Linked DNA regions of Homo sapiens: region 1 is linked to region 2. The links are chromatin contacts, found by Hi-C in ENCODE. All regions are on one chromosome and are shown on one strand. The core of a region is the stretch at or near the end of the contact, and the rest is flanking DNA. Distances in the headings are between cores, read along the strand shown. Region 1 has its middle 35 kb from the start of DRGX. Region 2 holds the start of C10orf71 (chromosome 10 open reading frame 71).

Region 1 (3,394 bases), core at 513-3,012, 62 kb before region 2:
CAGCTCTTGTTCCACCAAGCCTCACACATGTCAAAGGCTTGAAGACCTTTTTCAGGTGAAAACCTCACTTTCTCAAGAAGGAAATGATGGAATGGCTCTCAGCTGTGCCTGAGCCTGCAGAGGGAGTTGGGATTGCCACTCCGTTTCCTGAGCAAATTGTGTGGGCTGTAGGAGAGTTGATTTTCAGGAGGAGGCGTGTGCCCAGGCACTTGAGCTTGGAAGGGAATCTGTGGTACCCAGAGGCAGGGGTGGGCATGAAGGCTGGGGTCAGGGAGAGTGTCTTAGAGAGAGCTCTTCTAGTGGCAAGTACTGGAAAGCACTGAAGCCAGTTTATGTCAAAAAGCACTTTTAGGAGGAGGATACCAAGCGATCTCATGGAGCTCAGGATGGCTGAGACTCTAGTCCTAGGATCCCAGTGAGACAGGCACCAAGAAGCGGGGGGTTGTCAGGAACCTCCCTCGTTTTCCCCCGCAGCTTGGCCCTCTCTGCTCTCTCACAGTCATCAGCCAGGCCGGGATCATTGTGACTTTCCAGCCTCAGCCACACCCTTTGGGGACTTGAGCCAGCAGACACCTCTGGTCTCATCAGGAGTGGTCAATCATGTCCACTCTGGCCCTGCCCTGCCCGGGGGAGGGAACATGGCTCTAAGTCTCTGGGCTGGGGATCTGGGTCGATACCCAGCATATACCCCCATTACCCCCACGGGGATGGCACCAGAGGCAGAGAAGGGCACAGATGTAGAAAACCCAGTCCCTGCTGAGGCAAGTTAAACCAAAGGATGATAGGTTTCCCTGAGACAGGGACTATAAGGGCTTATATTTTTATTATTTTTAAATGATAATGCAGCTTCATTCTGGTCTCCACTCATGAACACCGTCAGCCTACTTCAGAGAATTCCACATTTGGCTGTTTTTCTCATCAAGACTTGGCCAAATACCTTCTACAGCAGCTCCAGCAAACTTGTAGGAATGGAGGGTGTGCCTGCCGCACCCAGGAAGCTCAAAGACCCTAGGGCTGTGGAACACCCAGGTGTCCCATTGGAGCCGTTCTCAGCTGCCTGCCTGTGTCCAGATCATACTCCCAATGACAACAAAGCCCTGGCCTCCAAGTTTGGACGCCCTTGGCCCCAGCACCACCAACTGCCGTCTGAGGGGGACGACATAATTAGTGCGAGACTGGCAGGTGGTTGGGGCCTGCAGTCCTCGTGGCCAAGAGCAGTGGCCCCAACCTTTCTCCCAGCCTGAGCTGTTCTGGCAGAGCCGGCCCCCCTGGCTCTCAGTCCCATAACAGGAGTCAGGGTAATGGGTTTGGATAAACCAGAATCCATCCCCCAGCCCCCAGGAAGAGCATTTTAGAAAAGGCGGCTGCCCCTGCCCAGATATGGGCTTTTCAGCTGCCTCTTTCTGAGCCACCTCAAGACAAAGCGAGGCATTTCGGTGGAAAGCAGCATTGGTTGGTGCCCTGGAAGTGCCTAGGGCCTCTCCTGCCCTGGTACCCTGGAAGCACCTAGGGCTTGTCCTGCACCCTGCCGGATGGACCAAGGAGACTGGCCTGGGAGCCCGGCCTGTGCTTAGTGCTGCTGCCTGCCATCTGCTCACCGGCCTCTTAGCTGACAACAGGGCCCCTGCCAGGCGAAGCTGCTTCTTGTCAGAGCCTGGCTGAGTTCAGGACGGGCCATTGCTCTTTAGCACACCTCTTTAGGTCCTGGGCACCACCCCCTCCCTCTTTCTGGGTGCATTATCAGACAACGCTGGAGCTGCGGCTGCCTGGCCCTGGCCTGGCTCAGCTAGGTGGCCCAGATCACAGCAACCCCTATCTTGGGACCTCTGCTGTGGCTGGGAGAGGAGGCTTGCCAGCTGTTGGAGGGCTGCCAACCCTGCCTGGGCCACACGGCAGTTGGGGGTTGAGTGGGAGAGGGCACTCATCCATCATGAGCCAGGGTCTAGGAGCAAAGGGGGGTGGTGCAAGAGGAAATTACCCAAGCTGGGGGCCCACCAGGTCAAGGGCTGCCTGGCAGCTGCCAAGGGGGCAAGGCGTTCCTTGCAGTCTCTGGTGGCCTCATTCCTCCACTCAGCAGAGAGGAGCAGCCCTTGCTGTAGCCCTGGCCCTGGAAACCCTCCTCTGAGGTGGAGTTCCCCATACATGGTAACACTCCAGCAGGGTTACTGCTGCCTGGGGCGGAGGAAGCGTCACAGGCCTGGGAATCAGAGTCCTGACATTCCTAGCTATGTGACCGTGGGCAAGCCATTTAACCTCTCTGTTCCTCATTTCTTTATCTGTATCATGGACAGAATCATCCTAACTTCGAGTACAGAGGGTTATTGTGAGGAGTCAAGGAAACGATGCATGTGAAGGCAGTTTTTGAACGACTCTCAGGAGAACAAGGTCATTGGCAGCACATGGTGCTGTCTGAAGCTGCCTCCTGCTGCATCAGTGTGGCCTGGGAAAATGCAACCTAAGAGCAGAGAGGAGGCAGTGCCAGGAAGTGAATCGCATGGACTCTCCCCAGGGCTTTTCCTGCCTCAAAGCCCCTCCCCCTCCCAAGATCTGGATGGGGCAGCGAGAGGGGGCTAAGTGATTGTGTAATGGCCACATCTGTCAGCACTGGCCAAATGGTTTTTTCAGGAGTCAGGGAGCTAATGGCCCTGCAGCCGGGACAGACTTTCTCCTAAGTGAAGCACTTTATCTACCCGGGAACTTAAGAGCAGCATGGCCTCAGGCCACAGGGACCCAGAGAACAGCTGCTCTGCTGCAGACTTGAATTAGTGCCCTCTCCCCATTGGCTTCCCTCACACCTGCTGCCAGAGGCCAGACTGCGGGTGGCAGCCTGAGTGGTGGTGGTGGGGGGGGCGGGCGATGGCAGCCCAGAGGGGGTGTCACCACACCCAGCCTTGAGTCCAGGATCCCACGCCACCCACCTAAGCAAGTCCCCTGCCCTCTCCAAGTCTCAGTTTCCTCATCTGTAAAATGGGGACAATGAGGATTAGGTGGGATGAGACAGTGAGGGGCACTGTGGCCAGCACTCAGTGAGGTTACTGCTGCAGAGGAGGGTGTGAGCTGTCCTGGACAACGGTGAGCAGCTTCAGACTGAGGGAACTGGAGAAGAATCCTCTGGGCAGAGAGAAGCCTCTATAAATGAGAGGGAGGCAGAATTCCACTGACGCTGGGGCACTGAGCGTGTTGTGCCCCTGTTTTCACCAGGAGTGCACCTGGGATGATATGAAAGTCCTGTGTACAGAAGTCTAACAAGACCTTACACATGATAAAGTGGCTTCCGTCTCCAAGGAGCTATAGAATATCACAAATTCTCTAACTATTGGATACATGTCTTAATTTTTAATTTTTTAGGGTCAGGAAATAGTGGTACATATTTATAGGGTAAATGTGATATTTT
Region 2 (2,992 bases), core at 194-2,693:
ACTGGACATTTCCTGTATCAGCCAGGCCTAAAAAGTGGGCCCTGGAAGGTGCAGGAGGCTCAGGAGCCAGCCAGCCACTGGTCCTGAAGGGTCTGGCTTACAAACTATTCTAACAGCAAGAACTTTCACTGCTTTTTTTTTTTTTTTTTTTGTATTAAATTGACCCATCTCAAGATGTGTTCTTGTAACACAGTGGTCAGCAAACTTTTTCTGTAAAGGGCCACATTGTAAGCGTTTTCAGTTTTGCAGGCCATATGGTTTCTGCTGATATAGTGTAGAAGCAGCTTTAGACAATATGCAAATGAATGAAGGTGGCTGTGTGCCAATACAACTTTATTTACAAAACCAGATGCTCAGACCACAGACCAGAGTTACCAGCCACTACTGCAAAGGGAACTCAAATGCTGGAAAACAGGACCTCATTTACTACACACATCTGTTTAATCTGCTTCCCAGGTTCCTATACTTAGGGAGCTACCTGAAAGGCCTACACAATGATTTTTCTTAAGGCTATCTAGCTTTCCACACACATTGACCACTGCCGTTCTCAATGTTCAATTCTTCTCCACCAGAAAATAAAAGAGGTAATTTTAGACTCAGTCAAGCATACCCTGTGGGAGTCTGGTGGGGGCCCTCCCAGGGTGTGTAAGAACAGGCAGCCTGTGGCGGGCTTTGTTTTGGGGACACACATGCTCGCAGAGCCCACAGGCCAGAACGTCTCAGTCACCAGTTTTTCTCTTTGTTACAGCTGGTGTGACCCTGCCTGGCCCAGCGCTGGGGGAGCTAAGAAAGCCAGCCTCCCTCAGCCCTGAATGCTGAAAACCTGGGACCATGGGGTCACCCATTTGACAGCGCAGTGGCCTGGGCACATCTGTGCACTCAGCCATGTGGGAGCAGAGATCCCTGACAGATGACACCTAAGGACAAAGTCACACATGTACACGGTTCCGGGTACGTGGTCCCCGAGGCCCATCCAGCACACCAAGAACCTTAGCCCCAACACCAATGGGCTCCCGGCACACACATACCACCCTGCACAGCACCCTGGCACCGAACTACTTCCCCAGCACAGCATCGGCCCAGCGGGAACATCCCTCCCGCCATGAACTTGAGCCTCCCTGCCCACGCTAAGGAGCCAGACAAGTGTCTGGGCTGTACCTTCCGCTCTCTGCGTGTCCAGCTGCTCAGGCCTCCTCGGGAATGGGAGAGAAACCCGGCTCTGCCCAGCAGCCAAGACTTCTTTCCTCTTTATCCAGGCTGCCCAAAGGTGATAGGAGAGTGGATTCAGGACCCAAGCCTCCTCTAGCTCACAAACCTACCCACCTGAGGAAGATCAGTGACCAGAAGCCGGCCAGACACGGGAAGTCCGCGAAGCTTACCTAAATAGAGACCCAGCCGGGGGAAACCAAATGGTGTTCTTGGTGGGGAAGAGGCAAACAGTCCGCACTGCAACACCCGCGTGGTGTCAAGTAACAGTCAGATTAAACAAACAGCCTCAGCTGCTATTTTTACTTCCAAATCAGCCACGAGTAACAGATCACTTGGGGAGTGAGAAATTGCTTGCCGCTTAGCCGGACCCTAACCACGATTCCAACTTCAATCCAGAATGATTGCTAAAGCTATTCCAGCACCTAGAGTCAAATAAAAATATCCCGAGGTGGGAAGGAAAACATTTGTTTAGGGAAACATTAAAAACAGGAGAGTGTGTGCCTTGGAGCCAGAGCCCAGAGCCCTGCTGATGTCCCGGGGCAGAAATAGCCCGTTTCATCATCGGCTCTGGACGACCGCCGCCCGCATTCCTCGAGTAAGGAGCCGTCCTCTGCTGTGCTTTTGGAGCAGAATAATCTGCAGCTAGGGGAAGGCCAGGCTGGGTCTCAGGGTGAGAGTTACAGAAGGATATGAAATAATCGGGGAAGAGGCAAGGTAAGTGTCCACTTGGTAAGCTTGGCTACAGCAAGCCCGGTTGTTTGCAAAGTCCAAGCACCAGTGGACAAGTCCCGTTCTGCCAGGCTCCCCTCTCCACCTCTGGGAAGGGCTGGCCTCCCTTCAACCCTGAGGTGGGCTCATGCCTGCCTTCCCAATGGCTGCTTTCTGTCTCAGGCTGGGGTCACCTGCTCCCCAAACTGCCCACAGATCCCCCAACTTTTTCCACTGGCTTTTCCTTGGCTTGTGCCATGCCAGCTCCCAGAGTGCCTTCCTTACTCTCCCAAGCTGGCCCTAGGATAGTCTGCTTGCTACCAGGATTTAATGCAAGAGTGGGTTTTTTTCCCCCTTTCTCTCCAAGGTTCTTTTTTATGCTTCCCTGACTGTGGCCTGAGAAAGCGGAGATGACTGGCCCCCGCTGGGTGTCCTGCTCTGTGCAGCGCTCAAAGCCTCTGCAAGTTTGCAGTGTGCTGTGTCTTTGGGTCTATTTGTAGACTGTCCCTTCTGCCCCTGTGGGCTCTTCAAGGGCAGCAACCTGTGTCCCAGCCCCAAGCTGGGGCCTGGCACCACCTCCAGCCTTGAACCGGCTGACAGCCAGGGCCACAGGGACCCAGGTCTATGTACTTTTGTCTAAACCAAGTCACAAAGAACAGCTCCTCCTTGCCCTGCAGACTAAGGTGTGAGATTCCAACCAGCAGGAGCATTCAGACCCGCCTCCTCCTGGGAGCCTCAAGACTTGCCTTTTGCCCTGAGAGCTTCAGAACCTCGCTGTGGGGATGATTACTTGCTGCTCCGCACTCAGAGATGCTTTGAGGGAGGCCCAAAGTGAACCCCTCAATTTTACCCACCCACCTCCCTACCTCCCCATTTGCCAAAACAAACGCATGCCAAAAGGTCAGACAAAAGCCATCAACTTGAGATGGGAGCCAACATTTAAAAAGTACACAGGATTTTGAGCCCTGGCTCCATTATTTCCTGGTCAGTTGACATGTCACATACTTACCCTTCCTGAGCCTCAGTTTACCCATCTCTAAAGTGGAGAGAATGCCTGTGCTCTGTGGGATTCAGG

What was found. Hi-C counts contacts between places; a loop is a spot of excess contacts on that map. Pooled maps may share reads with other maps.
Region 1: a map of GM12878 shows a loop between it and region 2 (2.3-fold over the local background). The contact joins the enhancer-like site here to the promoter of C10orf71 in region 2. A Hi-C loop is called at or near these places in 4 of 168 maps with a recorded cell type or tissue (DLD1, GM12878, Right ventricle myocardium inferior and 1 more), 3 of 37 single-sample maps with no recorded cell type and 11 of 50 pooled maps.

The regions. Positions count from the first base shown.
Region 1 is chr10:49,359,124-49,362,517 of GRCh38, reverse strand. No RefSeq gene overlaps it. Among named protein-coding and RNA genes, the nearest start is that of DRGX, 35 kb to the left of the region's middle. Within about 2 kb of position 1,762, at least 6 of the 41 ENCODE cell types and tissues checked have a DNase peak (open chromatin) inside an H3K27ac peak, as active enhancers do.
Region 2 is chr10:49,297,621-49,300,612 of GRCh38, reverse strand. C10orf71 (chromosome 10 open reading frame 71) reads right to left here and starts at 1,443. Exons shown (of 3, transcript NM_001135196.2): 1 at 1,380-1,443. It overlaps C10orf71-AS1 (C10orf71 antisense RNA 1), which reads left to right and starts at 1,720. Exons shown (of 2, transcript NR_108038.1): 1 at 1,720-1,923.